Regions from separate parts of the Mus musculus genome. Here region 1 is linked to region 2. A link is a contact called in ENCODE POLR2A ChIA-PET data. All regions are on one chromosome and are shown on one strand. Each heading gives the region's core, a stretch centred on a gene start or an enhancer-like site at or near the end of the contact. The rest is flanking DNA. Distances are from core to core; before and after follow the strand shown.

Region 1 (6,422 bases), core at 2,492-4,991, 67 kb after region 2:
AAAACCAGGTCATACAGAGCAATCTGTCTAGACTGGAGCAGCTTTAATTCCAGCTTAGGAAGCAGAAGCAAACAGATCTCTTTGAGCTTAAGGCCAGCCTGATCTACATAGCAAGTTCCAGGCTATCCAAGGCTGTATAGTTAAGACCATGTCTCAAAACCAAAGATAAATAAATAAGAATAAAATAAAAATGTAAAATAACCATGGAAGAGGCAGCAAAAAGCACATAAGCACCAGAGGATGAGAAGGAAGGCCTGACATACTGTCTTCAGGACATGATATGGCCTTTGTGCTCTCGAACACACGCAGCTGGGGTCACCTGGACACATCATCAAGTCAACAAGATCGGTCAGTAGTCAGGCAGCAGGCAGCACTAATAAGGCTCAGTGGATTGAGGAAGGTATGAAAGTGGGTGAAGAGAGGCTGGAGAGATGGCTCAGCAGTTAAGAGCACTGGCTGGTCTTCCAAGGGACCTGGGTTCAATTCCCAGTACCCACACAGCAGCACACAAGTGTCTGTAACTCCAGTTCCAGGGGATCTGATACCCTTACACAAAGACATACATGCAGGCAAAATACCAATACACATAAAATAAATTAAGAAAGGGGGGACATGTTAAGGAGGTGCTATGGGAAAGGGATGTAGATATGTTCAAGACACAGTATATACATATATAAAATGAATAAAAGAATAAATACAAGGCCTTATACAGAACATTTGTCATACCCCTTCCCCACCAAGGCTCATTGTAGAGAAGAAGGCAGAAACTCCACTTTTTTTTTTTTTTTTTGGTTTTTCAAGACAGGGTTTCTCTGTATAGCCCTAGCTGTCCTGGAACTCACTTTGTAGACCAGGCTGGCCTCTAACTCAAAATCTGCCTGCCTCTGCCTCCCAAGTGCTGGGATTAAAGGCATGTGCTACCATGCCCCTCGAAACTCCACATCTTATATGATATTACAAGCACTTGACTATTCTTTTATAACCTTTTGTTTTTTTTTTCTTTTTTTGTTGTTTTTGTTTTGTTTTGTTTTGTTTTGTTTCAAGGCAACAATCTCGTCGTATAACCCTGGCTGGCCTTGAGCTTGCTATATAATCCAGACTGTCCTCAAACTCTCAGAGATGTACCTCCCTCAACCACACAAGTACTGAGATTAGATTGAAGTTTACCAGCATGTCTGGCTGCCTTTATAGATCCTTGAACAGTTTATTTAGCAGTGACAGGCACCTCCATCACCACAGCTTCTCTGAAGACACTTGAATGGATTCAGGTGATCCACCGAGGGAATCTTCCGGATTCCCTTTTTTTAAGAAACAGGGAGGGTGTGGGTGGGAAGTGTTGTTTGTTTGCTTATTTGAGACAGGGTTTCTCTGTGTAGCCCTGACTGTTCTGGAACTCAAAGATCCACCAGCCACTTCCTCCTGAGTGCAGGGATTAAAGGCATGCTCGGCCACTGCCCAGCCAGGCTCTTTCATTTAGAGCAAACAGTCAGGGATACTGGACAAAGCCAACAGACGGTGGCTAAGGACTATCATGAAAAGATCAGTAAAAGCCAAAAAAGGCAATCTTAAGAAGGAATACAGAGCTAGAGAGATGGCTCAGTGGTTAAGAGCACTGATTGCTCTTCCAGAGGTCCCAGTTTTAATTCCCAGCAACCACATGGTGGCTCACAGCCATCTGTAATGGAATCAGATGCCTTCTTCTGGTATGTCTGAAGACAGTGACAGTGTACTCACACACATAAAAAAGGAATACAAATGGCCCATAGATACATAAAGGATGGATGCTCTTCTGGGACGAGCACATCTGTGATACAGAAGCAGAGAGGTCAGGGCCAGCCTGGCTATACAGTGAGACTCAAAACACTAGAGTGTATGGTGGGGTGGTGCTGGAGAGATGGCTCAGAGCTTAAGAGCCCTGGCTGCTCTTGCAGAAGACCTGATTCAGATCCCAGCATCCACATGGTGGCTTACAACTGTCTATAACTCCACTTAAAGAGCATCTGATTCCCTCTTCTGGCCTCTGTGGACACTGTGAGCACATGGGCACTATGGTGCACAGTATACATATACAGTCAAAATACCCACATACATAAAATAAAAATTTTTAGAAAAATTTAAACCACAAAAAGACCAAAAAGCGGTTTACACTTGTGATCTCAATTCTTGAGAAACTGGCAAATGAAAGTCTGAAGCCAGCTTTGGCTACACAGTGAGTTCCAGAGAGTTTGAGCTTTTAAATTAAAGAAAATAAATAGACACTAATTCCCAAAACATGGCTTTTCATTTATTTAAGTACATGAACACAGCAGTAATTGCCAACTCCCACACACAGCAATTACTCTGTGTGGGACCCTATTGGGATCTGTTCCAAGGACTTTACATGTGCTAACTTAATCCTAGCAATATCATATATAGTAAGCACCAACGTTCCAACTTTAAAAGCAGGTTGAGAAGTTAAGAGTCTCATCATGCAACTAATCAGAGACAGAGGATTCAAATCTAAGACCTGTGGCTCCAGTCTGAGCTTCTAACCAAGATGCACATGGCACTTGTGCTGCACAAACACACAAGAATAGCACTAAAGAAAGACAGACAGAAAGAGCGAGAGGGCGAGTGTGGGTGGGGGAGGATCAGAAGTTCAAGGTCATCCTGGCTACACAGCAAGTTTGAGGTTAGCCTGAACTATGTATGAGACCCTGGAAAGGAAGGAGATCAAAGGTGGATCAAGGGAAAGAACAAGAGTGGGGGCGGGGTGAGAAGGACCTTTTCTTACATATATTTCTGTGGTTTTGGGTTTGTATGTGTGCATGTCTGTGTGCATGTTCATGTAGGAGAGTATGCCCATGGGTGTGCATGTCTGTGGAGGCCAAAGGTCAACATCAGGTGTCATTCCCAGGTAGCCATCTACAAGCCATCTGTTTCTTCTAGTCAGGGTCTCTCCTTGACTGAAGTTCACAGAGTAGGCTAGACTGGCTGACCAGTGAAGCTTAGGAAGCCTCCTGTCTCCATCTCCCAGCACCAGGGTTTCGAGTGTCCTGCCATCAGGCTTGGGTTTTATACACGTGGGTCCTCAGCTTGCCGAGCAAGTATTGTACTGACTGAGCCATCTCCCCAGCCCTTCTGGTGATATTTTAAACATTAATGGAAATGTTACCTAACACTCCTATAATAAAAATTACAGAGGAGAGGAGGGGAGGGGAGGGGAGGGAAGGGGAGGGGAGGGGAGGTACTAAGTGTAGTCAGAAGTGGAGCATGTAAATTTCGTCTGGCATCCACTACTCCTGCAAGCTGCTTGCTCTCTCTGGCCCCTGTTTACAGTCTGTAGAGTGGGTGATTACAGCCACCTGGCTCAGTCTGAGGTAGAGTAGGAGGTGTGTAAGGACAGTGTGAAAGTATTCATAACCCACAGAAGATGGTAGCAGCACTGTGCCCAAGCAGCTCAAAAGAAGAATGCATTAACACACTGTCAAAGTGGATGCTACAGAGCCACAGACTTCACCCCACAACTCCAAACCAGTGCCAAGGATGGAAAATCTAGGGCTCTTTTCCGCTCGGTGAGACCAGCTGTCTTCTGGGGCTAGAGTGGCCGCCGGGCTGTGCTCAGGCAGAAAAGATCTTTAGAGTCTTTTTTCCCCAGAGTGTCTGGTAGAATGGTCCCCACTAGGGCCTCTGCAAGGCTACATGGGAAGTGGAGTCTTCTCCTGGAGAGAAAGAGCAGCACTAATCACATGGTGAGCAGGCCTCTAACCTCATAAACACTCTCCGGAGAAGCCCAGCTACCTCCAATTACAACAGCCTCTCCACTGTTCAAACAAACCAGCTGCATGACTCACTCCTCAAAGCAGGGAGGGGGTAAACACATAGCTAAGGGCTTAATAGATCAAGAGGCTCAGAAAGTGGTGATAGGAGATAAATAGGGAGGCCCCAAGGAGATAAACAGGGGGGCCCCAGGGGTTCTCACACCACAGGCTTATTGAATGGGAACAGATCCATGGGAACAGCCTGTCTCCCTAGAACCCACTCTCCAGGTTTCTAGGGAGCCACTAATACTAAGAGTGGGGAGGTCCAGGGTAGAAAGCCAGGGTCAAAAAGGGAAGGGAAATAGAAATGGTCTCTGTGCTGAAAACCTTTGAGTCACCTTCACCATGTACCCAACTTCTGGAAGCATATGTAGGCTTACAAACTGCTGCTGTAGTGACCACCTTAGTCACTGCCAGCCCTGTTTGTGGCTGGCGAAGCTTATACCCATCTGAAAAAGGACAATGGCTATCTTCTTATAACACTGGCTCCTGAGAGAGGCCAGCATGAGGGAAGCCCCATGAAGTCACAGAAGAGGATGGGATGGAATGGGATGGCTAGGTGCCCACAGTCTCCGAGGGAAGACTGGGCATGCAGGCTTGGTGTGCCTGGTCCTCCAGGAGACAAAGAATCTCCTGCCCCTTTTCCTCTTCCTCACAGCTAAACTAAAAAACACAGTTTACCTTTAATCTGGAAGCTTATCCATAGCACGGACTGGACAAGCATCACACTAGGGGAAATAAAGTAAGAGGAGACTCAGAGCAACACCCTAGATGGGGCACCCATTTCTCATAATCTGGAGCCCTGCACTGGGGCCTGGCTGTGAGAGTATATACACGGGGGTGGGAGGGGGTGGGCTCCCAAAAGCTACACCAGCTGTTGACCTAGTCTCCGAACAGGTCTCCCACTTGCCTCAAGCCCAGAGGGCTAGAGAAAGGGAACCCCCCCTCTCCCCGCGACCAGATACAATGAAGGGCTGAAGCTTCTCTAGTCTCAGACACTCTGCCTTTGATTGGGTTTTCCTGGTCTCATACTCTTTCGTTTATTACCTCCACCCTATTCTACCACTCCACAGTCTCCTCTGCCTCTGCCCAGGCTTAAATCTGGGCCAACAGTCTTCCTGGCACACATCCATTCCTCCAACTAAGACTGCCCACCCCTAAGAAACAGGTGTTTCACAAGACTGCACGGTGACCCAAAGAGGCACATGCCATAATTACCAACAGGCGGGGAGGCTCGTCCCACCCAATCTGAGCACAGGTCCTGGAACCGAAACCATCCGGTACACACCTCCCTCCACCCTCGAGAAATATGGGCAATGTTAGTGCCACATGCCTAATGATTAAGTAATCTTCCTCCTTTATGCCCTCCCTTCCCTCTCCAGGCAAGAAAGCCAAGCTCTCCCTGAATACCTGGCAGCCTTGGAGACCTCACTGAAAAGTCAGAGCTGGCAATAAAAGGGGTAGGGGCAATGGTGTGAAGATAAACTTACTGGATGAGTCTGGGGCAGGGATTGAAACAATAGTTTCCAAACCTGAAAGATTCCTCCACCCAAGAGTTTCTTCCCCACCCAGGTGTCACGGAGACAGGCCTTCAATCATATTAGAATTCATTTCATTGGAGTAATCACCAATGATCAAGGAGCGCTCTTATTTTGTGTGTATCTTAGGCTGGCTTCAGACTCACTATGTAGCCAAGGATGAATTAATCAGCTTGCTTCTTTCTACCTCCCATGCTACGTTTACGTGGTTCAAGGAATTGAACCCAGAAACTTCACGCATGCTAGGTGAACACTCGAACAACAAAGCTATGTCTCCAGCCCCTCAATCCTCTTTGAAAATATTCAGTTCCTGGGCTGGAGAGATGGCGCCGAGGTTAAGAGCACTGACTACTCTTCCAGAGGTCCTGAGTTCAATTCCCAGCAACCACATGGTGGCTCACAACCATCTGTAATGGGATCTGATGTCCTCTTCTGGTGTGTCTGAAGCTACAGTGTACTCATAAATGAAATAAATAAATCTTTAAAAAAAAAAAAGGAAGAAAATATTCAATTCCATTCCCAGGTATTTCACTCCCAAGTAAAAAGGAAACATAAGTCCACATCAACTTATAAAACTTCATACCAGTAATATTTACAACAGCCAAAGAGTAGAAACAACTCAAAGGTCCATCAGTTATTCCATGATGAACATATTTCTATGATAATATAGTTAGATATGGACTATCATTCAGTTCTAAAAAACAAAGGCAGTGATGGTACACGCCTTTAATCCCAGTGCTCGGGAGGCAGTTTTGAGTTCAGAAGTGAGCCTGGTATACACAGCAAGTTCCAGGACAGCTTGCGCTGTTGCACAGAGAAATCCATCTTGAAAAACTCAAAACCAAAATAAATAAATAAAACAAATGTAGAACTAACATGTTACATGTGTATGAGCCTTTAAAGCAGCATGCAACTTGAAAGCAGCCAGTCAGGAGGACCATGAAACACATGACTATACCTACAAGAAGGGTCCATATGAATAGGTGAAATACAGACAAAGCAGACAGGTAGCTGCCTGGGCTTGGGAGACTGAGGAGGATGGGAAGTGACTGCCAATGGATGAGATTTCTCTGTGAAGTGAGCA
Region 2 (5,855 bases), core at 1,035-3,534:
GTAGATATTAGCTGTAGTTTCATCATTTTGGACCCTATACAGCAAATGACCTAGAACTTTAATACACTTATAACTGTATATATTTTAAAACTAAATATAAAGAGCTGAATCAAAGCTAATTTCCACAGGGAAAGCAAAATGACAATTCTAAAAGTTTCTATCAGAAGAAACCATCAGTCACAACTTTTGCGTTTTCTAGAAAATAAATACCAAGGGACCCAGTTAGAAGGCAAAGTCATTATTGTATTCAGTATCTTAATGCTACCCACAAAGACTAAAAATATACTACCCGAAAATATTAGAAAATAGTCTGTAATATAGCAATTTAAAACAAAACAAAACAAAAACCCCACAAGCATCTCTTTCCATAAAGGTCAGAAGAAATGTGCAAGCTCTCCACACACATGCATTAGTGAGCTACTCTTTCTTGAAGTGGAAAAGACGAGGAAACAGAGTAAGAGTAATGGGCACAAAAATGGGAGGGGGGGGAAAGGCCTGGAGGAAGGGGGCTCCTTTACAAGGACAGACTCCCAAGATTCTGTAAGTGCAGCTCTTACATGAATCTGTTTTACAAAATGAAGAGCAGGCAGCTGTGGAACTTACAATTAAAATGAAATATTTAAAAAGAAGAAAGACTTGTGTGAGTAAATCCCATCATGGAAGGAGAGGCTGCGTGTGGGGGGCGGGGAGGGGGGGGCGATACAATATAGATGCAGTAAGGAGAGATCCAGGATTGAAGGAGAATGGAGACAATGAGAGCACACAGCGCCAACAAGTCAACCAACAACCACTATACAAATTTAGGACAAAGTACAAAATCACAACCACAACACAGCTTAGGGCAGTGGAGGTCTGCGTTCAAACTGCCAAGACAACATCTCTGGAGCTTTAAGGGATGTGGTGGTGACAAGTGAGCCTGAACAAGTTCGATGAAGGAAGACTGCAGCAGAAGGTGGGTTGCAACAGCAGAAGGGGCCTTAAAAAGAGAAGGGAAAGCTACGTCGAGAAATTTAAAGTGTAGGATTGCAATAGCACAGAGCAGGAGGAAAACGGAGCGGGCAAAGACCTAAGTCGACTGCAGTCTGAGGGAAGCAGGAGCTAGGAGCACTATTAAACCGAACTCCAAGGTGTGAGGAGTGGTGCACGTGGGAAGTCGGGGAGCCAGAAAAGGCTGTACTCAAAAGCAATGTAGCCATGGAGAAGCTAGCCTGAAAATCAGGTTGCAACCCCTCCCCCAAAAACGCATGTGATAAGGTATACTCGAGATGGTGTGACTACAAAGAAGAAGAGGGGAGAAAAGGCCAAACGGTGGATGCAAAAATGTCGGTGTGCTTTTATCATAACGGGGAATAACTAAGGAAAGTGGGTGGAGGGTTAAGGTGGGGAGAAATGATGCCTCCAGAGGAAAATGAGCTGACCACAGGTCCTATCAGGTCTAGAGGGCAGAAGGGACAGTCCACAAGGTCTGAGGGGAGTGGCAGCGACCAGGAAACTATGATGCTAAAGATGAAAAGTTGGGGAGGACACAGTACTGGCTAGGTCGAAAGGAGACTCCCTCAGTAAGGGGCAGAAAGAGGCATGCTATAGAAGAAGGCAAACGGGTTGAGAGCAGCCAAAGGCATGGGAGCAGCAGGGAGAGCACAAACTGGAGACGCCAGGAAAGCAGGAGGCTCCAAGCCGGGCCGCGAAGGCCCGCGGGGGGCGAGGGTCGCGGCAGGCTCTCGAGCTAAGAGAGGTGCGGCCTGGGTGACAGGGTGCGGGGCCAGGACAGGCGAAGGATAGGAGGACGGGGCGTGGCGGCAGCGATACTCACACCTCCAGGATGCGGTCCCCTTTGCGCACCCCGGCCCGGTCGGCCGCCCCCCCGGGCAGCACGGCGCTCACATGCTGCAGCGGCGCGTACAGCTCCCCGTTGATGCTCCGCAGTTGCCCGCCCTCGCTCACTTGGCCCCGCACGTTGAAGCCGTAGCCGGATTCGGACTTGACAATGCGCACGACCCGCGGGCCGCCGCCTCCCCCGCCACCGTTCCCGGCGCAGTGGAGCCCAGACCCCCCGCCGCCGCCTCCATTCCGGTGCGGGGCTGAGGGGTGAATACCTTCCCCGTCCTCGTCCGCCATCTTGCGAGCAAGCGAGCGGTCCCCCGCCCCCCTACGCCTCCACTCCTCCGGCGCGCGCCCGCCCCCTCCGGCAGCCGCGCGACCCCGGCGCGCGCCCGCTCCGCCGACCGCTGGAGCTAGTGGGCCACCGCGCTGCGAGGGGGTGAGGAAAAGGGAGCAAGGCGGGAGAAGCAGACGGTTGGGCGCTGCAGGGCCTCCTGGGAGATGTAGTTCTGCAAATGGTGCATGACGCATCCGGGCTCAAAGCCTTCTGGGAGTTGTGGTTTATTGGGCTTTGGGCTCTGGTTAAGTTTCCTTGGTTGGATGATGAGAATCTTTTTTTGTTTTGTTTTTTCGAGACAGGGTTTCCCTTTGTAGCCCTTGCTGTCCTGAACTGGCTCTGTAAAGCAGGCCGACCTCAAACTCAGAGATCCACCTGCCTCTGCCTCCTGATTGCTGGGATTATGCCCGACCACTAGTTGGTGATTCATTGCAATCTTGAATCGGTTATTCATTTGTATATTCATGTTGGACAAAGCCCCAGCAATCAAGTGATACAACCAGATCGTGAATTCGGTTCCTTATTTCAAGTATTAGGATACGGAACTTTAGTGTTACCAAAGTCAAGCAGCAATTATGTAACAGCATTTAAAGCTCAGCTGTTTTTGCGCAACTTTCTTTTCCATGTTATTGCAACTTCACGGCTATATACAGACATACAAAAAAGCATGTGTGGAGGAAAACAACAGCTTCCATGATTTAGAACTGGATATTAAAGTGGTCAATAATTTTAATTTAGCAAGAGTTTTGAAGTTGCTTTTATCTTGTTTATTTCATTTCTTCCAATAGCACAAGAGAATTCTTAGAAAGCATGCAGTTGGTGTTTTTGGCGATCTGGCAGGATATAAACTTGATAGAGCTGGGTGCCTGGTGACAGCAAGTAATGACAGAAATAATGCACATAGCAATCTACGCCATCACTGCTCCACTTTGGTATTTGATTTCCCCCTACTGATAAGGTCACTAGTTAATCCATTCCTGTTTAGTAGATGTTGTAGAATACACAAGATTCCACAAAGCAAAGACAAAGGAAACAGTATCAGCCTCCTCAGGTATTCTCAGTTCTTCCCCACCAAGCACCATGTAGATAAAGAGCTCTGATGAGTGATGTTCCCCTAAGGTATCAGAGCCTAAGACACACAACTTGGAAAGGTTGCCATTCTGTACAAAGGAATACAGTAGACTTGCTCTTTGTCCTGAGGGGGACATTACTTCATCTCCCAAAGTGACATATTAACACAACCCCCCAACCGGAGAAATAACCTGGAGATAACGAGCCAGGAGTCTTCCTTCTTGGCATCCAGCAGAAGAAGAGGAGAAGCACCAAGAACTACCTTTCTCAACATGACTATGTACCAAGTCTTTACATCTAGAACTTATTAACGCTTTACAGCACTAGCCCAGTCCCTGCTTGGTAGATGAGGTTACACAAGTAAAAAATTATGAACCTAAAAGAAGCAGATAATTTATAAAAACAAACAAGCCCCTGAAAGAGTTTACTGGCCATGGAGAGTTTTTAAGATTACAAGGGACAGAAGAAGCAATAGGGGGATTAAGAGATTTTGAAACATACTGAATGGAGACACAAAGTCACTACAGTTAGAGCATACATATGAAGGTTAAAAAGAAAGGTTTGCATTATAAACAAAAGGAATAAAAGTAACCTTGTTTTACAACAAAGCTGATGAAGACTCTTGGTTAGTTCTGAAATACTGAAATAATAAAGATAGAATAAGTTTTGCTTCAACATAATGATGGAATCTGGTTTGGACTTGAATAATTTATTTTGAATTGAGTACTGGATGGAAAGAACTTGCTGCTAAAATAACTAGTTTTTTGGTTTTTGGTTTTTTTGGTTTTTCGAGTCAGGGTTTCTCTGTGTAGCCCTGGATGTCCTGGAACTCACTCTATAGACCAGGCTGACCTTGAACTCAGAAATCTGCCTGCCTCTGCCTCCTGAGTGCTGGGATTAAAGGCGTGCATCAACATGCCCAGATAGAACTAGTTATTTTTGCCAAGCCCACATCTTTAATCCCAGCACTCGGGACACAGAGGCCAGCCCATCTCTGTGAGTTGAGGCAAGCCAACCAGGAGCTACATGCTAACATTCTGTCTCAAAAAACAAACAAACAAACAACATTTGCCTTTATTTTTTATTAAAAAAATATACTGAAGGTGGGAGGGCTAGAGACATGGCTCAATGGTTAAGAGCACTGGCTGCTCTTCCAGGTGTCCTGAGTTCAATTCTCAGCAACCACATAGTGGCTCACAACCATCTACAATGGGTTCCGATGCCCTCTTCCATCATGCAGGCATACATGCAAATTGAGCACTCATATACATAAATTGTAATGTACTTACTCGTATATAAATACATATATACATAAACAAATATACATATAGATACACTGAATGAGGCTAAGGGTGTCAGCCAGTCAGTAGACCACTTGCCTAGCATGCAGGAAGCCCAGCTTAATCCCTAGTCGCATAAAAACAAGATGTGGTGATACACTCCCAGCACTCAGAACTTGGAGGCCCTAGGAAAAATCAGAAGTTCAAGGTCATCATCCTCAGCTATAGAGCAAGTTCAAGGGGATCCTGGGCTATAAGAGACCTTTTTTTAATATTTTTTTCAGCACACACGCACACACACATACATATGTGTGCACGCACACACACACACACACACACACACACACAAATTGAATGTACCTTCTGTTCTAGGCTTTTTAACAATGGTGAGAGATGCAGAGATAAACGAGATAGCTACAGACTACAGGTTTAGGGAGTCAAACTGCACTGCCCTTCATGCAACCTCTTCACCCCTCAGAGTCCGTTTCCACTCACACACCTGGGAAATAACACTTTTGTGACGGTCATTGTAGTACTGTTTATAGTCACAGTAGCTTGGATTAATAACAGTCATTGGGTAAAATATGATACATCCACAATGGAAAACATCATCACTTAAAACAAAAAGAAAAACTAAAGAAGCTCCTAGTGGTATGGCATGAAATGAGCTCACAGAGACTGTGCCCAGTCAAGCGAGAATAGGACAGAGCACAGACGTAATATCTTACAGTGTATAAACGGGGAACCACATAGCTCAGTATCTTTAGATACAAGAAACTGGTTGGAGAGATTGCTGATAGGGAAGGAGTCTGGACAGCTGGGCAGGGGACAGGAGTAGGAGAGAGACTTTTCTCATTATTCCTTTTCTTTAACTCTTCTCTAACTTTCAAACTTTCAGTCAAATGAAAGCCAGTAAGGGGACATAGCTCAATGGCACGTTGCTTGTCTAGCATGCAAGAAGTTCTGGGTTTCAGCTCTCACACCACTTGTAATGCCAGCACTGGGCAGGTAGAGGCAGGAGGATCTGAGGTTCAAGGTAATCCAGGCAGCTAAGTAAGTTCAAGGCCAGTCTGGCACGGGAACCCTGACTTATTAAAAACAAACCTAATTAATTAGCTAACTAAATGAGCCAGCACCGGGGACTTATACCTGTTTTCCTGGCACTTGAGAATGAAAGGCAGGGGAATCGTCACAAGTCCAGAGTGAGATCTTGCCTCAAAAAGACATAACGAATTTTAGGAAAGATCAAACTGAAAGACAAGTTTGGTATATAATAAGAATGAGAAAATAAGGGCCTAGGTGATGGTTTGGTGGTAAAGCAGCCTACAGCCAGGCCAGCAAGGGCC

The links. ChIA-PET counts read pairs that join two places held with the same protein, here RNA polymerase II (POLR2A).
Region 1: POLR2A ChIA-PET joins it to region 2 with 10 read pairs in Patski. The contact joins the enhancer-like site here to the promoter of Snx27 in region 2. POLR2A ChIA-PET finds 5 or more read pairs at or near these places in 2 of 5 experiments (Patski and embryonic stem cell).

Annotation. Positions count from the first base shown.
Region 1 is chr3:94,645,595-94,652,016 of GRCm38, forward strand. All of the region lies in intron 1 of Tuft1 (tuftelin 1), which reads right to left. Among named protein-coding and RNA genes, the nearest start is that of Tuft1, 10 kb to the right of the region's middle. Within about 2 kb of position 3,742, at least 1 of the 3 ENCODE cell types and tissues checked has a DNase peak (open chromatin) inside an H3K27ac peak, as active enhancers do.
Region 2 is chr3:94,580,432-94,586,286 of GRCm38, forward strand. Snx27 (sorting nexin family member 27) reads right to left here and starts at 2,285. Exons shown (of 12, transcript NM_001082484.2): 1 at 1,814-2,285. The coding sequence starts at 2,118.